2 separate regions of the Homo sapiens genome follow, and region 1 is linked to region 2. A link is a loop called in an ENCODE intact Hi-C map of the cell type or tissue named here. Cell type or tissue: CD14-positive monocyte. All regions are shown on one strand. Each heading gives the region's core, and the rest is flanking DNA. Links, peaks and the distances in the headings are about the cores only. Region 1 overlaps USP2-AS1 (USP2 antisense RNA 1). Region 2 has its middle 93 kb from the start of NECTIN1-AS1.

What was found. Hi-C counts contacts between places; a loop is a spot of excess contacts. Peaks named below come from ENCODE experiments on the same cell type or tissue, not always from the same donor. Only the 100,000 strongest peaks of a DNase experiment are listed, where the experiment ranks them.
Region 1: it touches region 2 in a loop (2.3-fold over the local background); 5 of 110 quality-filtered maps call a loop at or near these places.

Annotation. Positions count from the first base shown.
Region 1 is chr11:119,486,114-119,497,359 of GRCh38, forward strand. All of the region lies in intron 3 of USP2-AS1 (USP2 antisense RNA 1), which reads left to right. Among named protein-coding and RNA genes, the nearest start is that of THY1, 69 kb to the left of the region's middle. In CD14-positive monocyte, for the core only: CTCF peaks have their summits at 5,901 and 6,131; a DNase peak (open chromatin) is centred at 5,828.
Region 2 is chr11:119,611,794-119,623,039 of GRCh38, forward strand. No RefSeq gene overlaps it. Among named protein-coding and RNA genes, the nearest start is that of NECTIN1-AS1, 93 kb to the right of the region's middle. RefSeq lists enhancers at 2,337-2,860, 4,336-4,925, 6,106-6,693, 10,947-11,246. In CD14-positive monocyte, for the core only: no CTCF peak of the experiment used is centred there; a DNase peak (open chromatin) is centred at 6,638; H3K4me3 peaks cover 1,436 bases; H3K27ac peaks cover 1,981 bases.

The sequences.
Region 1 (11,246 bases), core at 4,924-7,423, 130 kb before region 2:
TGATCTCACCTCATTATTCTATGCTTCTTCTCCCTGTGTCTTGGTTGTTTTTGACAGAAAAGGGAAATTCATGACGAGCATGTGGAGCCCTTGGTGGCCCAGTGCAGGCCTGGGGAGCTGCCGGGTTGAGGCGCCTTGTTTCTCTCTGGAACCTCTCGGTCGCTAGCTCTGTCCCTTCACTCTGTCTCTGGGTCTTTGGCCACTGCCTCCTCCTTTCCTCCCTTCCTGGACCTTGCTTTCCCTCTCACTTTGGCGTGAAGATGAGGCCCCACCAGTCTTGGCTTTGATTGAACATCATCCATTTATGTGTTACATCTTATCATATTATATGCATACTTTTACATGATTTTCAAAATCTTTAGGGCAGCAAAATATGCCTAAATGACTGCTTATTAGGATGCATGCCCAGTGCAACCGTGTGTGTTAGGGGAGGGGGGTAGGCGCTGGCTCTGTCTGGAGAATTCCCCCCTCCCCAGTACAGATGGAACATATCCTGGAGAAGAAGCTTGAGGTGACAGAAGTCTTGCATTACAGGGGAGGTCCCTTGCTGCTGCTGCCCCGATAGACCCCTTGGTTAACAGTCCATGTGACTTGCTCAGCCACAGCCTAGCATTGCTGGGTCTAGATACACTCTTGTTGACAGGTTGGTGAACCTGTCATCTCCTGGTTAGCTCTCCCCTCCCTGGCCCCGTCAGCCAGGCTTGAACTTCCTGGTCTCATTCCCAAGTGATGTCACTGGTCCTTTTGTCCTTGGCTCCCTGTGACTGTCCAGTGGCTGAGGTGACCCTGCAATCTGAAGCTTGGTGCCAGGAAAAGGGATGGATGGGGGTAAGGGAAACAAGGGCAACTGGCACAGAGAGCCAGAGATGGGACACACTCAAGAGGGAGATTGGGAGGCTCCGGGGTGGGGTGGGAGGAACCAGGAGACTAACAGCCAAGCAGCCCTGTGTCCCAGGGTACCCAGTCCACACCCCCTCCTTCAGCACCACAGCCTTGAACAGCATGGACTATAGGTGTTATGTTGGGTGTCGGGGGAGAGGGGTGTGATAGACAGAGAAGGTGATTTTGACCTGAAAGTCAGGGCAGAGACATCCCCATCCTCACTGTGGGTCCTGGGTCTGGGGTTCTTATTCTGACAATTAGCCCCCCATTTATTCCTTGTCCCACAACTCCCACAAGGTACATTCTGGTTCAGGAAGAGGAGTCAGTGGGAGGAGAAGTAGCTCCCTCGGTGTCGTGGCTGAGGCTGTAAGGGGCAGAGGCTAACTAGTCACATGCCTTTGAATGCCTTAAGCCACCTCTCTGTGCCTCAGCTTTTCCATCTGCACACTGGAGATGATAACAGTACCTGTCTTAGAGGATGGTAAGTATTAAATGAGTTAACAAGAGAAAGAATTTAGCAGAGTCCTGCACATAGTCAGCCACAGCATCAGAGTGGCTAGCAAATGACAATAATAGTGGCTAACCTGTGCAGGCTAACTGTGTGCAGGTTAGCACACAGCCTGCACAAGTTGGCCACTATTATTGTCATTTGAGGAATTCTAGAAGCTCTCCTCAACCCCGTGTCTCCTCCACACATGCACAGCCTGAAATTCCTCCTGCACTTATCTCTTGGGGTGATAATTGTATTAGTCCATTTTCATACTGCTATAAAGAACTGTCCAAGACTGGGTAATTTATAAAGGAAAGAGGCTTAACTGCCTCACAGTTCCGCATGGCTGGGGAGGCCTCAGGAAACTTACAATCGTGGTGGAAGGTGAAGGGGAAGCAAGCACCTTCTTCACAAGGTGGCAGGAAGAAGAAGCTCAGCCAAGGGGAAGAGCCCCTTATAAAACCATCAGATCTCATAAGAACTCATTATCATGATACCAGCATGGGGGAAACTGATCCCACTATTCAGTTACCTCCACCTGTTTTCTCCTTGACATGTGGGGATTACGGGGATTACAATTCAAGATGAGATTTGGGTGGGGACACAAAGCCTAACCATATCAATAGTTCTTCAAAGGTACCTTTAACAAAACTCAGACTAGCACCTGACAACACAGTGTGAACAGGGTTAAGAACAGGGATTTGAGGTCTCGGCCGCTGTGTGCCTTTAGGCAGTTCCATGGCCTCCCTGAGCTTTGATCCCTTCTCTTTAGATGAAATGACAATAGACTCTCCTGGAAGATTCTTGTGAAGACAAAATGAGATTACACACTTAAGCACTCAGCACAGGGCATGGCACGGCATGAGTGGTCAGCAAACAGCAGCCTGCACTCTTTACAAGGCGCCTGCACCTGCATCATCCCATCTGATCCTGGCCCCAACTCTGGAGGTGGCCTCACTTCTGGGTGAGACGACTGAAGCAGAGAGAGCAGTGGCATTCTGAGCAGGGCTGGAGCTCGGGCCCCCTGACTCAGGCTGGTGCTTTCTTGAAGGGGTGACCTTCAGAGGCCTGGCACAGGTGGCATAGATGGAGCATTAGATGTCCTGGATGTCTTGCCTCTGACCTGAGACCTGTAGGGACCTGGAGGCAATGGAGGACATTCCTGGAGGGAGAGGGGCATCAGGAGACAAAGTGAGGCTCCTACTTCACAGGTTTGCCTGACTCTCTCTAGCCACAGGCTCCCCCTGTCCCCCAAGTCTGCCCTCTCCTGCAGCTCCCCGGACCTGGCCTCTGGGCTTATGGAGCCCTGGAGTACAGCCTGTCCGCAGGAATGGAGCCGGTGCTGCCCTAGCCCAGCTGATGCCTTCAGGCCTCTGCAGACCTCAGGAGGGAGAAAGGCTGACCAACGAGGGGGTCCGCTTTCTACTGTTCTCATTTTTTACTGAAATTGCAAGAGAGAGAGGTGGGGGAGGGGCAAGACAAGTAAAAAATAGTCTCATTTGGACTGAGCAGGGGAGAAAGCAATTTCCTTCTGAAATCTCTTCCTGATTCTTGAAGGATGTAATTTGGAAATGTCCTGGTGGCTCTGGCTGGAGTGTGGGCCAGACCACCCATAAGGCATGGAGTGGGGACCTACGGGTGGGGAGCAGGGAAGGCCAGTAGGAAAGGAGACAAAGGTCTTGCTGATGGTTTCAGCCCAAGCCTCAAGGACAGGCCAGCCAGGGGAGATGTGGTAAGAAGGACTGTCACAGCACAGAGGACAGCTGAAGAGTGAGGTGGCAGAGACTGACTTGAGAGAGGAAGAGGATCTGGGGGTCCTGATGGACCAGGGTGGGGGGGATACACTGGGAAGAATTCTAAGCCCGGCTGGGGTAGGAGGGTGGCCCAGTACCTAAGAGAGGTCCATGCTCTGGGGTCTGTATCTCGGGAGATTTCATGGGGCAAAGGCAGAAATCCATCCTGAAGGACTATGCATCCTTAAGTTTCTTTGCTGGAAAGTCATCTGGGTGCTGGGCAATCTGGCGGCAACTTGGAGGCTTATTCAGAGCCTGCAGGAGAAGCAGGGCCCTGGTACGGGGTGGTAAAGGGGCACAGGGGAGGCTTGACATGCCCAGGGTTCCTCTGCTTGTCGTCCTTTGGAGTCACGCTCCAAGTTCCTCCACAGCCTCTTCTGCAGCCCTGCCACCTTCCAAGCCGCCATGGTGTGGCTCTGAGGGTCCCAGCTTGGGGAGCAGCATTGGCCCTATGAGAGGGCAGAAATGGAGACTGAGACCCACCAGCACTTTAGGGGCCTCCCTGGGACTCGTCCTTCCCTCTGACATGATGCTAACTCCATGTCCTGAAGCATCAGCTCATCACCCCATCCTTCAACTAACCCATCAACCAGCCAAGTACACCAACCAACAAGCCAAGCCACACCCCACTCACCAATCCATCAGCCACCACTCTACCTGTTACCCTACACCCTGCCATGCCACCAACTCAGCAACCTTCTAAGCAACATACCAATTCACCAACCAGATAATCTACCAACCGGCCTATTCTTCCACCATCTAACCACCCCACTAACCAGCCTATCAGCCAACTCACCAACCAACTCATTACCACACTGTCCAATCAGGAGATAGAAGCTACACAGTGCTGTGAACAGAAAGCTTTAATATAAAGAATTATTAACTATAACAGGAAATCACCCACTAAGCATGACAGGAGATCATCCAATAACCATGACAGGAGATCGCCCACTAACCGTGACAGGAGATTGCCCAATAACCGTGACAGGAGATCGCCCACTAACCGTGACAGGAGATCACCCACTAACCGTGACAGGAGATCGCCCACTAACCGTGACAGGAGATCGCCCACTAACCATGACAGGAGATCGCCCACTAACTGTGACAGGAGATCTCCTAGTAACCATAATAGGAGATTGCCTAGTAACCATAACAGGAGATCACCTAGTAGCTATGACAGGAGATCACCCAGTAACCATGACAGGAGATCACCCACTAACCATGACAGGAGATCGCCCACTAACCATAACAGGAGATTGCCTAGTAACTATAACAGGAGATCGCCTAGTAGCTATGACAGGAGATCACCCAGTAACCGTGACAGGAGATCGCCCACTAACCATGACAGGAGATCACCCACTAACCATGACAGGGGATCACCCACTAACCATGACAGGAGATCGCCTACCTAAGGAACACTTCTACCTCTAGGGCTGAGGCCGAGCATCGAAGGCAGGAAGAAACCTGGAAGCGTCTTCCCGCAACCCCAACACCCAGGGCTGAGACCCAAACCTTGTTAGAGATGGTACAGCCGAGGCGCCCTGGCTGCAGGAAAGTTTGCTGAAGTGCCGGTGTGGGTGGAACTCTCTGGCAGGCCACTCTCTGGGCTGCTGCAGGAGGCTGGATGCTGCGGGACACCTCACTGAGGAGCCTGCAAGAGAAGCCCTTCCTCGTCCTGTGCTGCTCCTCCAGCACCGTCTCCTGGGAAAGCCGAACATGGAGCCAGCTGGTTAAAGAGAAATATCGACAGGGTCTAGCTCCACGATCACAGACCAGACCCCGGAGAGTACATGTGAAGCTGAGACGCAATTCAGTAATAACTGGCACACCTGTTCTCTTGCTTCCCCACCAACTCTGCAACCCACTAACCAATATGCCACTCATCCACCAACCAACCAATCAGCTAACAAGCCTACCCTTCCACCATTTCATCACCCCACCAACTGCAGTCCTCTGACCAGAATACCCATCTACCTACCTACCTGCTACCCCAGCAACCCAGTTTTCTTGAATGTTCCAGGCACTGTGCTGAGGGCAGTGAGGAATACAGCAGTGAAAGGGAAGTCTGCACCCTGAAGGAGTGACACTCATTTATTCAAATTGGGCAACATATGCAACCTATGCCTATGATTTACTGTGGGCCAATAAGGCCCTGTTTCACGCAGGTGACATCCATTAAATGGACAAACAGTGGGCAGACAGCATGCTCTGAAGCTAGTGGTGGGAGAGATCACTATGGCCTGATGGTAGAGAGCAGCCTCGTGGAGGAGGGAAGTGATCTGGGCATTGAAGAATGAGCAGAGTAGAGATTCCAATTTGGAAAAGGAAAAGAAAGGCACGGGGGCAGTGAATGTCTAGGTATCTACTGTGTGCCGAAGGAGGACTCGGCACAGGGAGACTTCTGCACAAGAAGGGCTCACCATCCTGGGGGCGCCACAGGCCCCAGCTGCACGGGCCTGCAGGGAGCACACGTCCATCTCATCCGTGACAGGCAAGAGCTATCACACCCCTAGGAGAGGCTGATCCTATCATCAGCTTCTTTCTCAGGCAGTGAAGGGGCTCCTCCTTTTCATCAAGGGCTAAACTACAATTTTGAAAAAAAAAAAAAAAGGCTCACCCAGCATCAAGCAGACATCAGAAAGAACTTCCAGTCCAGACCAGCAGGAGGCTCAGGAATGCGATACTTCCAACTGTCTGGGGTGCCTGAAATATTGACCTGCTCAGAGGCAGGGGAATATCCGCAATGACCCTTCCTCACCCTGTTGTTAAAGGGCTCCTTGTGGCCCAGGTCCACCTGCTCCCAGGCTTCCATCAGCCCAAGTGCCATTAAGTATCTCGGAATAAAAATCTGACTTCAGAATCAATTGATGGAGAGAGGTTCTCCAAACATTCGCTGGTGAAGGTAATTAAATTCCAATCGGAGAAGATGGAGCTGTGTGACGGGGCGGTGGGGGCAGCGGCTGGCACCTGGCTGCTGAGCAATGAAATCACGGGCGTGCGCAGCCCAGAGCTGGCAGCGGCACAAAGGAAATTGGAGCAGTCAAATATTTCCCTCCTCGTTGAGTTCCATTTACATGTTTATAATAGAGGTTCTTAAGGCCCTAATGAGAAGGCTGCTCATTGCAGGCAAGAGGATGATTAAGGCTCTGCCAGACGAGATCAGGGACAGGAACAAAGGCCTGTTAATTACTACAGAGGGACAGGAGGAGCGCCAGGCTCCAGCTCGCTGCTCCCCCAGAGCCTCCCAGCCTGGTGCCTTCTGGTTCGCTGAGGCTGCCTCACCTTTGCTCCCAACCCAGGTGACCTCCCGGGGCGGGCTAGATTCCCCAGAGCTGGAGTCAGGGGTTCAGGGACCATTTCCACTTTCCCTCCCTAGGGGGTGATTTCAGGCAGTACCCCTGGCACATGCAGATTTGTCCTCTGAAGGTGCCCTGTTGGGGGAAATGGCTCAGAGGAAGCCACGCTGCTGAACTGCTTGGCCACCGCCTGAACCATGAGGTTCACCTGCCCACCAGGGGGGTTGCTCACTTGAGCTTCCAAGCCCTAGAGGGAGGACCACCCTGGGCGGATGACAAAGCCCCTCTTCCCAGCCTTCAGCATCCAAGAGACACAGTTATACCTGTGGAGACCCAGGCCAGAATTAGTGATGGATGATGTCATCTGGTACAAAGGCAGAGGGTTCTTGCCAAGTTGATTTTAAGGCCTTTCTAACAACCGGAGTTCATGGTATGGTGGAAAAAGTAAAGGTTTTGTGTCAACAGGCTTAGGGTCAGGCAGACTTGGTCTCAAATCCCAGGTATTCTGTTTGCTAATGAGGTGCCCTGGACAGGTTATTAACTTCTCTGAGCCTCAGTCTCTTCATCAGTTAAAAGGGGGTAATCTCACCTACTACACTCGGGCTGGTTTTATGATGCAATGAGATAATGTTGACTAGGTCTGGCACAAAGTAGGTGGTCAGTTCACATTGGTGACCTTGTCCCCTATTCTGAGGGGCTGGGTTGGTATGCTTTGGAAGTCCTGCCTATCTATGACCTGCAGGACATGGGGCTGAGTGTGGGCAGTATCTGATTTCCTTCAGCCTGTCGCTGCTCCGTAGCACCTCTTCTTGTGACATGGCATCTGGCAATATTGAAGGGAAAGAGGAGATTGTCTGGCCAGGGCTGGGAGGAAATCAGACTCTGTGCACTGCTTGCCCAAGTGCCCCTCACCTGTGTCCCACTCTACCTCTGAGGGCTCCAGAGATGAGGGGAAGATGCGAGGAGGGAGAGAAGAGTCATGTTTGAGGAGCTCCCTGATTTCTCTATGAGAAAGAAAAATCAGAGAAATAAGTTATGCCATGCAAAGTGGAGTGAATCTGGTAGTCAAGGGTTGAATTTGAAGAACTTTGATTTTTAGGAAAATGGTCATCTTGTAAAGGCCCAAACCAGAGCTTTCTCAACTAGAATCCGATTTTAGGCCCAGGGGATATAGGGTCTAAGAGGAGAATGATTCTGCGGTTAACACAAAGACCCAAAGATGAGAGACCCCCAACTCCCTGGAGGATATGGTGCCATCTTGGTCTTCCCGGGGTCAGTGTTGGCAGCTGGGAACATCTCAGTGGCTTCTTGGCTTACTAAGGTGCTTCCCTTGGAGCTGTCCACGGTGCTGGCCTCAGAGCCTATCTGGCCCTGGCTGCCTGGCCACACCTACCTCTCCAGCTGGCTGTCAGGCCTGTCACCTGCAGAGCTTCTGCCCCAGCCCACAGCACTGAACCTTGCTGCAAGCCCCAGGATTTTCAGACACACCTAATGCTAAGATGCATTTTAGCTTGAGCCTTAGGGCTAACAATAACCTAGTCCCTAGAGTCCACCTTAAACAGAACTCTCACCAGAATCTAGACTTGAATCCATATCAATCTGAAGTACAGCTCGAATCATCATCCCTTCCTTAATATGAATCTTAAACCCTATTCTCATTTCTAGTCTCCAATCGAGTACTGGTCTGAAGTTCACCTCTTACCCTAACTTCCGAATGAACCTGAGCCCTAAAGACTTGATCTTGGGCAAAGGATTGGCCCATCCCCTCTTCTCTCCCTCCTTATGAATGTGGCAGAGCCTCTGTGGTGAGCGCTGTGGGTAGAGAGATGTGTCCTGTGCTGCCCCTGCTCTCCAGGAACTTGGCTGTGTGCCCCTACCGCCCTCACCATCAGACAAATTCATGTCAGTGTCAGCATTGACGATATTCTCCCAAGAGGGAAAGTCTTTAGAGAAGATGTCATCATCATTTACAAGGCAAAACATAGAGGTGGGCCATGGAGAGCTCTGAATTCTTCCCACTGTGCACCACCTGCCGAGAGGCTCTGGCTCCTGCCTCCTGTGCCTTTGGTCCACGCTGCATGCTGGTGTGGGTGGGGAGTGAAGAGTGGAGGAAACTTTCATAGGGGCAAGGCCCACCTGTCTCTGTGGAATATGATTCACATAGTTGTAGGTAGATGCTGAGGAGGCCCGGGTAGCACAGGAAGTACCAGACCCTGAGCACCTACCATTACCAGGCCCCTCGCTGACCTTCACAACACTCACTGAGCGGGGCTGAGGAAGCCGAAGGGCCTTTGTATCCATTACAAAGATAACAGGTAGAAGAGCTGGGAATGAAATACAAGTCCTGTGGCTGCTGAGTCCTAGAGGCTGGGGACGGTGAGGGGAGAGGCTTTCTAAAGGAGGTGAGGTGCAGGCGGTGGGGACACAGGCAGTGTGGGGTGCAGTGTCAGGAGGGATGAGTGGGGGTTGAGGTGAGAGGTGAGGAAGAGAGGTTGACCAAGGCTGGGAGATGCAGATGGGATGGGGATGGCCCCATAGGCTGGTCTGGACTTTCCCTGTGCCCAAGGCCAGACACTGGGGAAAGCTCAGGGAGAGAAGAGAACTTGCAAAGCGGAGTCACATTCTTCTCTCCCATGGCGGGTTCCTCCTGAGGGGCCTGCTCTTGTGAGATGACATGAAGAAGGGGAATGGGGAGAATGGCGGCCAGGAGAAGACATATGACATTCCCCAGGGTCAATGGTGCGGCCCGTGTGTCTATCTACTGGCCCTCCACTCCTCCTGCGCCACTTTCTTCCTTCCCCACAGCCACCATCCTAGTCCAGGCCATGCCCGGCCACTGGCTGCAGCCTCCATTGCCTCCCTTCTCCATCCTTTGGGTCCTCTGCCCACAGCCAGAGGGACCTGCCTGAGGCCCTCATGAGGACCCTCCTCCCCAAGAAGATGGGCTGCTCCCTCTTTCCTGCCAAATTCCACTCGCCTCTCCTCCTTGGCTTTCTGTCACTTGTAGCTGTGGCAAACTTGTCCTAGCTGGGACACTGATGAGGAAGGCAGTGCTGTGGATGATGATGAGGGCAGCAGGCATGATGCCAGGATGCCCCCTGACTCCTGCCTCCTCTCCAGCCGACCCCCCAGGATTTCCCAAAACCTCCCTCAGCTCCTCCAGATCCTGCCAACTGCTAGGCTCAGGCCCTCCCACAGCTTCCCCGGCCTGGAAAGGGCGCTAGAATGGGAGTCAGAGGAACCGAGCCCAGTTCCTTATTGACTGCCCTGAAGCCTGGGATAGGGCGCCTCTCCTCTCTACTGTCTCCCCTGTAAAATGGGGATAATCCCTCCTGCTCCACTCTTCTCCCAACGAGAGGGAGAATATGACAGCACTTGGTAAGTAACTGCACTGCATAAAGAGGCCTGCTGGAGTTACTGGCCCCCATTCATGCCTACATTTTGGCCCCATTATTTACATTTAGTTTTATTCCCCTCCTCCTCCTGGAGTCTCTGTTCCCTGCCACGGGGTGTGCAGCTCGCACCCTCTGTGGCCTCCAGCATTCTCTGGCTGAGCCTGCTGCCTGCCACTGATCAGGCCCGTGCAGGGAAGGTGGTGGCTTTCTTCCCTGCCAGTCTTAGCACAGTCCTGGGCTCCCAGGGGACCTCCGTCTAGTTGACTCGATATTGACTGAACCCAGCTTTAGATCAATGGTTCTCAAGCTGAAGCATGTATCAGAATTGCCTGGTGAGCTCATTAAACCCCAAATTGCTGGTTCCCTCCCCAGTTTCTGATTCTAGAAGTCTGGGTGGAGCCTGAGGATCTGCATTTCTGACAAGTTCTCAGGTGATGCTGATGCTGCTGGTCCAGAAACCACACTTTGAGAACCACTGTTGTTCTCAGCGAAAACCTGGATGGCCCTGCCAGGAAGTCTTCTGTCTAAGTGGGCTTAGATGAGATGGCCTTATGGGGCGGATGTGTGTGTGGAGGGGCCTGGGTCCGTGGCACCCCAGACACCAGGAAGTGAGTGCCTCTTGCCTAGAGGCAGAAGCAGCATTGAATGTCCTGAGTCAGAGCTGCGACATCTGAGTTTAATCTGTGTGGAGCAATTCAAGGGAGGGAGCCAAGGGTGGGGGGAGCGGGAGCTGGGAAGGCGGCTGCATATTTCATACTGTTCCCAGCTTTGAAGGTCCAGGGAAAGCGTGTGGCAGTCGGTGACAGCTTCATCGTAATGAGGGATGGGGAGATGCACCCTGCTTGGGGTGAGGCGCTCATCAGATGGGTGGAAGGATGGTCAGGGAGGGGCAGGGGAGGTGGTGGTAGGTGTAGATGGGAAGTGGTGGTGGGGGAGGGTAGAATCTGTAGTGTGGGCCCCTCCTCTAGACTCATCCCCATCTCCCCAGCATATATGGGTGGTGATGAGATTCCTGGAGGGTTTTCAGATGCAGTCTTTAAGGGCCTGTATCCATCCCCAAGGTCACACCTGGAATATCCTCTCCCTCCAAAGAGGTATCTCAACATCAGCAGAAGCTCTAGCAGGGCAAAGCCCCACTGTTCCTGAAACTGTCCCCAACTGGACCCTGGTGGTATCTGAAGCCTCTGAACTGCATGAGAATAGGGCTCATTACCATTCAGCCTCAGATCTGCACCCTGTTTGCCCTTCCTGTTCCATCCCCCCATCCCCGACCTCCCACCAGCAGGGGCCAAGGCCATTTCTAAAGAGTTTATAATCGAGGGCTTAGGAGGAGTCTCTGGACATTCTAAAAAGGCCTCCTCCTTTCTCTTAGTTTTGGGCCCCACCTGTG
Region 2 (11,246 bases), core at 5,192-7,691:
TTAGTTTTTCAATCTGCAGAATGGGCCTAGGTAGTAACACCTGCCTCGTGGGGCTGTTATTTGGCATTGGGCAGGCACTCAGCAGTGTTGGTTTCCTTTCCCTCCTATTAGAAAACTCGTCCTCAGATTGAGCCTAAATCTGTTTTCCTGTGAATTCTAAACATTGGTCTTGGAGCCACAGGGGGCACATCTCTCTCAGTCCCCTGTCTGTTCCATGTTTGGAGTTTGTCCCCTTAAAAGCCTCTCTTCTGCAAACTCAACATCTTCACCTCCCTCAGCAGCTCTGCCCAGTCACCCATGCTGAGGTGAGCCTCACCCAGACGCCCCTGAGAGGCAAATCCATTCCACAGACAATGGCTGCTCTATTGATATGGTTAGGCTTTGTATCCCCACCCAGATATCATCTTGAATTATAATCCCTATAATCCCCATAATCTCTTATATGTCAAGGGAGAGACAAGGTGGAGGTAATTGGATCATGAGGGCGGCTCCCCCTATGCCGTTTTCACAATGAGTTCTCACGAGATCTGATGGTTTTATAAGTGTTTGGTAGTTGCATCTGTGTTCATTCTCCTTCCTGCTGCCTTGTGAAGAAGGTGCTTGCTTCCCCTTCTCCTTCCACCATGATTGTAAGTTTCCTGAGGCCTCCCCAGCCACACTGAACTGTGAGTCAATTAAGCCTCTTTTCTTTATAAATTACCCAGTCTCAGGCAGTTCTTTATAGCGTGTGAAAACGGACTAATACTGTTATCCATGGCGTTAGGTCATTTCTGTCAGGATGGGAGCCATTTCTGATTCACTACATGGGGTAGAGCTGTTTGCACTTGCTAAGTGTGTAATAAATATGTGTTGACTGAGCCCGTCTCCCTTGGTCAGAGGGAGTACTCTTGCCCCAAGTCTTCTTTCCCTTCCTCAGCTACAATTTGAGGCCAGGGAGTGAGGCAGGCAGTGTATTGTAAGACCTTCCATTAATTCACTCAAAGCATTTACCAAGCACCAGGCTAGGGGCTCCGATGAGAACCCTGTGAATTTCCTAGGGCTGCAGTAACAAATTACCACAAACGGCATGGCTTAAAGCAACAGACATTTCTTCTCTCGCAGCTCTGAAGGCTGGAAGCCCAGAATCAAGGTGACGGCAGAGTCATGCTCCCTCTGAGGTTCGAGAAAAGAATCTGTCCCATACCTCTCTCCCAGCTTCTGATGGCTTCTGGCAGTCCCTGGCATGCCTAGGCTTGTAGAGCCTCACTCCAATCTGTCTCTGTCTTCACATGACATTCTCCCGTGTGCTGCTAAGTCCACATTTCCCTCTTAAAAGGATGCCAGTTGCGTTGGAGTGAGGGTCCACTCTAATCCAGTGTGAACTCATCTTAACCCTGATCATATCTGCAAAGACACTATTTCCAAATTAAAGTCACATTCCCAGGTTCTAGATGGACATGCATTTTGCAGGGATAGCAGTCAACAGCATGGGAAACAATGCTTGCTCTCAAGGAGCCCATTGTCTCATGGAAGGAGGAGCAGACCTGTTAACATAGAGGAGCGATGTGGTGATTCCCGGAGGCACGCTGGAGCAGAGAGAGAGCATGTGTGCTGGGAAGACCCCTGAACCAATCTCTGAGGGGACAGGAGCTGGTCAGAAGAAGGGTGTGAGTAAAGGTGGGAGAAATGGCCTGGGGCATGCAGAGAACTCCCAGCAGCTGGTGAGGCTAGAGCCCAAAGAAGGGATCAGGGAGTGATGAAGACAAGGCTGGGAGGTGAGCAGGGGGCAGTTGTGGAACACCTTGGACACCACGGGCCTTTATCTTACAGGCAGCCAATCAGAAGCCAATGAAATACTTTACGTAGGAAAATGATAAGGCTAAATGTATCTTGAAAGCTGACTCTGGCATCCATGTGGGATGGGTTAAGGGGTGAAACTGGAGGCCAGCGAACTAGTTGGATGCTGTTGCTAGTGCAGGCTAGAGATGTGAGGCTGTCAGCGGCTGATGGGGGTCTTGGCCAGTTCGTGCCCACTGTTATTCCAGAGATAAACACTGTGGACTTGCATCACAAACACCATTCTGCAGGTAGAACTTGACCTTCATAAAAGGAAGACAGAAAAAGACATCAGAAATTGTTTTTTAAGAACAAATGTTGGATTTTCAAGGGATCTGAAGTCAAGGTTGAATTTTCCAATGAGCTAGCTGGACTCTTCTTGGCATTTAGACATCCCAGGGTTTGCTTTCCATTGATTTTCCAGTGGGAACCTCCTTCTCATGCGTGATCTTCCTCCTACACTCTCGGCCCCTTGTCAGGTGCAGTTTCTGGTGAGGTCTTAAATTTTTCAATGGTGCCCAGCTAGCTGGTGTAGAAGCCCTTAGGTCTGGGCAGCCTGGGGATGCCCTTTCCTGTAAGACTGTGTCAGGCACGCTCTTTCCTGGGCTAAGATCTTCATGGGCCAATGCCAATGTGAGTGGCAAGGGAGTCCACGCACTGTAGGGCTCTCCCTCCCAGCCCATCTGTGCCCTTGCATGGCTGTTCCGAGTCACAGGCCCCCTCCATTTAGGACATTGTAATGCGGCCTTCTTTCTTTACTCTAGACAAAGGAGATACTGCATAGGCAGTTGTAAGTGTGAGTCTGGGGTGTCAGTATCACTGTGGGTGGAGTTGGTTGGCAGTTGAAAGGCCTCAGGCCCAAGCTGTGGGACCACCCACTGTCTGATGGAAGTGAGTGATGAAAGAAGCATGACAAAATGCAACCCCAGAGAGGTGGGATTGGGGGTGGATGGGGGAGTGGACACTCCCAGCGGCATCCCAGACAGCTGTTTTCATTGATGCGTTCTATAGGGAAAAATTGTGAAAGACTTTGAAATGGACCAAAAAGATGATTGGGTGTCTTGTCTAGCATACTCTTCTGGGTTTTTTTCAGGCTTCATGGTCTTTGAGCTATTTTACAGCCCTGGAAGTTACAGAAAACTGGTAATAACACAACGAGGAAAAGGCATGTGAGGCCATAGCAAGAGGACACACAAGCCAGGAAGTGAGCCCCCATCAGACACCTGAACCTTGATCTTGGACTTCCAGTGTCCAGAACTGTGAGAAATAGATTTCCCTTGTTGAAGCCACCAGCCTATGGTGTTTTCTTATGGCAGTTGGAGCAGACCATGAGAGCTATATTTCAGGTTCTTTGAGATTTTCTTTTAACCAATTGTAATATCTTACTGGTTCCCCCATGAATTAATGGACTAAATACAATTTTTGACATAGGTTATTGGTATCAGAGTCACGATTTTGTCCTTAAGAAAAAGTTATTCTTTGACCATTCAATCATTCAGCAGAATGTTTGTTGATGCCGTCCCTGGCCCTGGCACTGTGCTGATGGCTGGAAATACAAAGATGAGTTCAACATAGTCCTTGTCCTCAAAGAGCTCCTTGTGTGGTGCAGAGGCGGGCAGGAGGCACACCAGTGAGCATCAGAGTGTCGGTGCTGAGGCTGCAGTTGGAGGAGGTCGCTTTTGGCAGGGATTCGGGGCAGGGCTGGGAAAAGCATGAGTTTTGGAGTCAGACAGGCCTAGCTCTAAGTCCTCAATTCACCACTTCAAAGCTTTGTGGCTTCAGATACATTCATTTTCTTATCTGTGAAGTAAGGATAGTATTTTCATCTTAAGGGTTTATGAGAAGTAAATGAGGTATTGTGTGCAAAGAGCTTAGCCCAGTGCCTGGCATATACTAAATGCTCAACAAATGCTAGTCTCAGCCTTCTGGGCTATGATTTCAGAGGTGCAAGGAAGGCCCCTGATTCCTTCCTCTGCCTGCTAGGAGACACCTGAAATTCCTTTAGGAGAGGAAAAACCTTTCATTACACAGCTAGCAAAGCACTCCCAGTATAAACAGCTTGGGACAGGAAGTGTGGTGACTCAACACACGTTAATATGTAATTTGCTGATGCCAGGGCTTCCGCTTAGAGAAAGTTTTCATAAGCATAACCCCTTGCCTGTGAGTGCCTCTGAAAGCACTTTCACATCTCTGACCTCATGTAATCCCCCCAGCGCCTATCTGGGGAGGGCAGGTCCTGGAGGATCATCCTTACTCATTTTACCAAGGAGGGGACTTGGGCTTTGAGCCATGAAATAAATAGTCCATTCCAGGTTACTCAGCCATGATCCAGGAGCCAGGCCTCAGACCTCAGTCTCCAGACTCAAACAATGCACCCTTACCTCCAGTGGAGTGAAGAGGGGAGAGGAGTCACTCTAGAAGAGAACTTGGGGAACCTGAGCTTAAAGAAGCTGAGTCAACCCTGGGTGGAGGAAGCAGAGCCTCCCAGGATGGTGGGTTAAGGATCTGCTCTCTATAAGCTGTGGAATTCTTACCATGTTGGGCCTTGATTTCTTCTTTTCTAAAATGGTGGTAGTAATGCTTGTCTCACAGGGCTGCTGTACGGATAAAGAGGATAACACAAGCAGTGTCTAGCACAATGCTAGATGGAAGGCTTCAAGCCACACAAGAGCAGGGACAAATCTGACTTGCTCCCCATTGCATCCCAGCAATCGGTAAAGCACCAGGCACGTGGTAGGTGCTCCAGGAGTATTCAACAAAGGAATGGATCAGTGAGTGGCATGGGCTCAGTGCACGGCCACTGTTGTAGTCATTGTGTAGGAACAGGATCGCTGGTGGAACTCACCGAGCCTGGGGACGTGGAAGAGAGGCTGGGGGAGCCGGGTCTGCAGACACATTTCAGTGGCTGTGGGGAGGGCAGGCTCAAGGAAGAATTCAGTTTCTTTGGATATGAGGGCTTTGGGACACCTTCTGCTCTGAATGGAGGAGCCAGGAGCTGGGATACTCCATGTCCAGGCCAGGGGACAGGGTGACTTCAGGTAGAAGTTGTAGGCATGCAGGTAAGCCCCAGAGAGCATAAGGAGAGAGAAACCCAGGCCCATGCTAAACCAGCAGGGGCAGCCCATGTGGGTGGTGCAAGGACCAGACAAGCAGCCTCCAGGGGGTGGGCAGAGAGCTTCTCTGTGGCCCCTGTGCTGGGGTAGGGGGCATGGGTGGCCCAGAAGGACAGGATGCCACTGTATTTCCTGAGAACTGCTGCCCCAGCCCTTAGCTGTTCCTTCCACTAGAAGCCATTTTCACTCCTACTCTGACCCTCCTGAGACCATGGCTCACGGTCAGGCCCTGATCTTCTCGTGGATTTCTATCGATTTGGATGTTTTTGACAGAGCGTGTCTTTAGGAGAGGCTGGTGGGACCTTCTGCTCCTGAGCCGCGATCTCTGCCTCCACCTGAATCTTCACCTCTGCTCTGTACCTCCCCTCTTCACTCACAGCCACTGGCTCAACTCTCCCACTTAAAACAAAACAAACAAAACCCTCTCTCCCTTGGCCCCAGCTGTCTCTTCAGATCACGTCTTATCTTTTCTCCCCCAACTCGTATCTTGGGAGGATTAGCGTTCCTTGCTGTCTGATGTTCTCTCTCATTCACTTTTTTTTTTTTTTTTAAGCAAGTGGTCTTCCAGGTGTTTTTCCTCTGAGTGGCATCACCAGTGGTCTACAAAGTCACCAAGTCCCCTCTCCAATCCACCCCCTTACCACTTCTAAATCCAACTGCTGTTCTCAGGACGTTTCTGCCTCCCATGGCATTTGGCCATGTGGGCCGCTGCCTGCTTGGAAGTCCAGCCTCAGGTCCCAGGCGGAACCCCGCCGGTGCCTGTGGCTTTGGCCTTGGCTGGCTTCTTGCTTTCCTTCGCTGGTCGCCCGCCCCCTTTGCTGTGGGTGCTTCTCGAGTGGATCCCAGTCCTCACCTCCTCCCTCCACGCGTTCTCCCTGCGTGAGCTCATCCTCCCTGTGGCTTTAATTACCATCTGTAGGCTGCTGGCCGCTCCAGTGTGGGCTTGTCTCAGGAGAAACAGCCCAGCAGCTTAAGAGCATCTCCATCCCCACATGTGTGAACTTGAGCACGTTCTGAACACCCCTCCCGCCTTCCCGCATGGCCACTGTCTCAGTAAGCATCTCTCCAGTTGCTGGTCAGAAACCTGGACAGGACTCCTGATTCCTCCTTCTCTGTCAGCCCCCACACTCAGTCCTTCTGTTTGATTTGACCCAATCGCCCCTTAGGTTTTCCTCCTAATTTGCTTTCCAGTCCACCCGCTGATCTCCTGCCCGCCTCAGTGATGGCTTCCTCCCAGGCTCCCTGCCTCAGTTGCCCCGGCTCACTCCCATGGGCTCAGCAGGTCTTGGGCTCTGCCTCATGCCTTGGGCTTCTCTGTCTGTCTGTTCCCTCCCTCCAAGCTTTCCTCAAGCCTCACCTCTTTGAAAGCTCGTGTCACAGTTAAGAGGGATAGTCTGGAGCCCACAGACCTATTTCAAATCTAGATGTCAGCACTTAGCAGCTTTGTGATCTCAGCCTCAGCAAACTTCTTACCTGCTCTATGCCTCAGTCTCCTCTTATGTAAATGGCGATCCCTGCTTCTCATCGATTGCTGTGAGTCAAGTGTGTGTCTCTAGCTGCTTTTGTATTCTAGAGAAAGGCGTTCATTGCTGCCAGGGAGACAGGGATCTTTGTTCCGGAAAATGACCCATTGATTGTGTCAGATAAAGCTCTCTACCCACCAGAGTGAAACTGGGAAGGCCAAAGAATGGGGCTGAACTTCTCCAAAGACAAAAGCCATTTCAGCAGGAAGCAATGAGAACCCGGAAATGGCAGAGGGGGGTCAGCCACGGGATTGGAGTGCAGAGGCTGAAGACAGAACCCAGAAGATGTGACTGGTTCAGGAGGAACTGGCAAGAGCAAGAGGTCTGATTTTTAAATTTCGAGTCACTTGTTAGGCTTCAAGAAGGTCCCTCCTATTCCCCAACTTCTAGGAAAATTATCTTACAAGTTCTGCCATAGGTTAGTAACATTTTGGGAGAAAATTCAGGACGAGACAGATCCCATCTGCCACTTCTTCCAGGAAGCCTTCCTGGACTCCCCCTGTCTCCCAAGTCTGGTTTTGGTATCTCCTCTTCTGTAGGTCAACAAGAAGAAAAAAACAAACAAAAACAAAAAACAACCCAAAAAATTGCATAAACTCAAGAGTCAGAACAGGATTGAGAGAGAAGAGGAAATCAGAATGAGAGGAAATCATGAAAATGCCAGGTCCTGGCAATTCTTAGGCATCTTGGAGACTGTACGGCATGGAACTGTTTTTATCTGAATACTGAAAGTGACCCCAAAGCTTTAAAGGGACATCAAGAGATCATCTGTGTTACTGAGAATTAAATTAGATGATGTACATAGAGTTCTTAGCCCCAGCCCCAACACACAGGAAACTCAGAAATTTGGGAGTTACTTTTTTTTTTTTTTTTAACAAACATTATAATGTCCTATTTTATAGATAGCAAGGATATAACAATCTCATCAGAGGTGAGGTGGGCAGAGATCTACAGGAACAGAGGGAGCTTATCTCCTCTTAACTTCCCTGGGCACCCAGGCCCCCTAATGGGGACACAGCTGCTGGTGACACTGGCCAAACAAGGACAATCTGACCATATCTGGAAATGTCCACTTTTGTTTTTATTGTCAGCTACTATTATCATTTTTAATAGGACAGGGTCTCACTATGTTGCCCAGGCTGGTCTCGAACTCCTGGACTTAAGCAATCCTCCCGCCTCGGCCTCCCAAAGTGCTGGGACTGAGCCGCAGTCTGAGCCGCAGCGCCAAGCTCTATTATTTTTAACATCACTGTCCTTCCTCAGTGTCCCCAGAGTGCCTCTGCCTGTCCCCACTCATCTGTTGTTGAGTGTGGATCTTGGATTACTACTTTTCTACTTAGATGTAAGAAATCTGGCTGATTTTCACATGTGGTTTATAGAAATAGAATGATTTTTTTGGTTCCATCATGTATCCTGTCTTCCTCCCTCCAATTTCACTGCAAGCTCTGAGTTGGAACTCAAATGGCCAGTTCTCCTTAGGTCCCTTGTGCCTCATGCACAGCAACGGCTGCACCGATGTCTGTTGCTGTGGGTGTTAATTTCATCCCTGGATGGGTCCAGAGAGTCCACACCTGGGCAGGAGGCTCAGCCCGGAAGCCCCTGCTCTGTCTTTGCCTGTGTCTTCACTCAAGTCTCTTGGGACAGCCTGAGCTGCTGAGATGTGGTGGTGGAGAGGAAACAGAGATGGGGTCTTTGAGAAGAGAAGGACTAGCAGTGTGAAACTAAGTGGGTGGTCACAGGGTGTGGGGGTTGTATTTAATTAGTCACTAAGCCCTTTCATGAGATCTTGAGCCATGGTCCCTTGTTGAGGAAATGTGTGTACATGTGAACTACATGGAAAAGGACCTCAGGGTTGTCACATCCAACTCTGATCCATTGTAAGAATCTCCTTTTATACCTCTGACAGGTTTTATTCAGTCTTTACTTGAATGCTTCAAATGATGGAGAGTTCATTACCTTTAGGGAAGGAATTTTTGATTACCTAATTATTTTTATTTTTATTTATTTTTCCTTTTTAGAGACGGGTCTCACTCTCACCCAGGCATGAATGCAGTGGTGTGGTGATAGCTCACTGCAGCCTCGAACTCCCAGGCTCATGCGATCCTCCTGCCTCAGCCTTCTGTGTAGTTGGGATTACAGACAGGTGCCACCACACCTGGCTAATTACTTTTTTTTGGTAGAGACAGGGTCTCACTCTGTTGCCCAGGCTAGAGAACTTGATTTTAATTAAGTACTCACCCTCCTTCATAACTGATCCAAAGAGTTATAGTGAGCCCATTTCTCTTCCCCGTGGATAATTTAGGCGAGTGTATGAGCATGCGACACAATTCTAGCTAACGAGGTAGAGAGGAAGCCCAGTAGGGGCTTCTGGGAAAGGTTTCCTCTCTTTTAAAAAGAGATACAAAAAGGGCTGGCCTGTTCTTCTATTAGAAATTTGAGCAGATATGTGATGTCTGGAACTGTGGCAGCTATCTTATGACCATGAGGGGAACTAACCTGAAAGCCAAGAGGACAAATTAAGGCTAACAGAACAGAAATGTGTTAAAAAACAAAACAAAATAAACATGCAAGCAAGCAGGAAAACAAACTGGGGTCATTGATGTAATCACTGAACAGCTAATTCAGTGATTAGCTGGGGGTGCACCTACTATTTAAAGCAAACCTGAAAAGCTGTTCACTCATTTTTAACATGAGGTCAATGAAATAGTTTATATGAACTGGAACCAAACAGGAAATCTCTAATTCTAAATGTCAGTGGCCGAGTTTTGAGCCTAAATAATGAACTTTATATCCATCTGTGTTACACTTTATTTTTTGGTTTTGATCTAATCTTCCACCTTTTACAGACTTTTTGGATTTCTGTTTTAACTCTACAGAACATTCCTAGTCCCTCTCAACTCTCTCTCTTTTTTTTTTTTTTTTGAGACAGGGTCTCACTCTGTTGCCCAGGCTGGAGTGCACTGGTGTGATCTCGTCTCTCAGCTCACTGCAACCTCCGCCTCCCGGGTTCAAGCGATTCTCCTGCCTGAGCCTCCCTAGTAGCTGGGATTACAGGCACATGCCACCATGCCCGGCTAATTTTTGTATTTTTAGTAGAGATGGGGATTTCACCATGTTGGCCAGGCTGGTCTCAAACTCTTGACCTCAGGTGATCCTCCCGCTTCAGCCTTCCAAAGCGCTGAGATTACAGGCGTGAGCCACCGTGCCCAGCCTCAACTATCTCTCTTTCAGTTTTAGAGCTTCCGTGAGCATAATTTCTTCATTCAAGGAAATGATGAGTTGAAAAGAGCCAGGCCAAAGAGAGAGCCTGGCAACACCGCACACAGCACTGGGGGCCAGATACTTTGGGGTCACCTAGATGTATCACACAGCCCACATTTCTCTATCTTGTCTGCATTTGAACAAATGCCTTGCTGAAAGCAGGATTTAGTGACTATGATACACTGACCCATTCTTCCTTATAAAAAATGGAACCACCGTCAGCAGAACTATGCTGGGTCTGCCTTGCCAGGGCTGTGACCTTCTCTGTACAAGTCTGTTTGCATGTGGGCAGGGACGGTGAGTTTGTGGCCTTTTCTACGCGTTTCATATCTGGACCCATAGTTCAGTTTTGGGGGTTAGGACTGAGCTCTGGTTGGCACTGGCTAGGGCTAGACGCTGGGAAGATGGCTGGAAATATTGATGACAGATAAGCCTTTTTTGTCCAAGGCCAGACAGGTTATATCAGCCCAGACTGAGAGCCTTCTGAGTCCCCTCCCCTCCCCTCCACTTACTTCTATTACCCCGGCCTTGCCCTGGGCCTTCCTCCTTCAGAGCTTTCTGGCTCTCTGTTAGGGTAGGGCTCCATCTCCCATTGATCCTGAAAATAGATCTTGAGGGGACTCTTGAGAAGAGAAGTGTGTATGGGAGGAGTGGAGGCCCCCAAATCCTCCTCAGCCTCTGGGGGCCCAGATGAAACTCAGAATGGGGGACAAGATACTTTTTTTTTCTTTTTTGAGACGGAGTCTCGCCCTGTTGCCCAGGCTGGAGTGCAATGGTGCAATCTTGGCTCACTGCAACCTCCACCTCCCGGGTTTGAGCAATTCTTATGGCTCGGCCTCCTGAGTAGCTGGGACTACAGGTGCGTGCCACCACGCCCAGCTAATTTTTGTATTTTTAGTGGAGATTGGGTTTCGCCGCATTGCCCAGGTTGGTCTCGAACTCCTGACCTCAGGTGATCCATCTGCCTCAGCCTCCCAAAGTGCTGGGATTATAGGCGGGAGCCACCGTGTCTGGCCTGACAGGAGATTTATTCTACCTGGGACTGAAATTTTCCTGAGCTGTCCTGAGGGTGCCGGCTCCTGTCCCCACCATTGGAGATCCGGTCTCTTCCCTGCATCTTTTGTTGGCACAAGAGAGAGGGGATGGCTGGACTCCCAGTGCTCTGGCCACTCCCTCCCAGCTCACACGGGGGCTGCTAGCCTGCGAGCAGGGGTGAGGTAGTGAGGGCAATGGTGGCCTTATAGGACTGTAGGATGCACTGGGCTCACTCTGGAGATGCACCTGTGCCAGGCCTGAGGGTTTGGAAGATGGGAATCTCTCTCTATGGCTTCCTGGGTTTGCTCTCCCCCAGCTGGAGGAGAGTCAGGCTAGAACAGCACTGGCCTGGAAGCTTCGTAACCCCCAGCAGGAGGAGCCCCCTCACAATCCAGGAGCCTCCAAGCCTCCTGGACTTCCTCGGCCCTGATGGTCGGCGAAGGGACTCGGCCCAGCGGAGACGTCCGAAGCTCTGAGTGCCCAGAAGAGGTTACGTTCT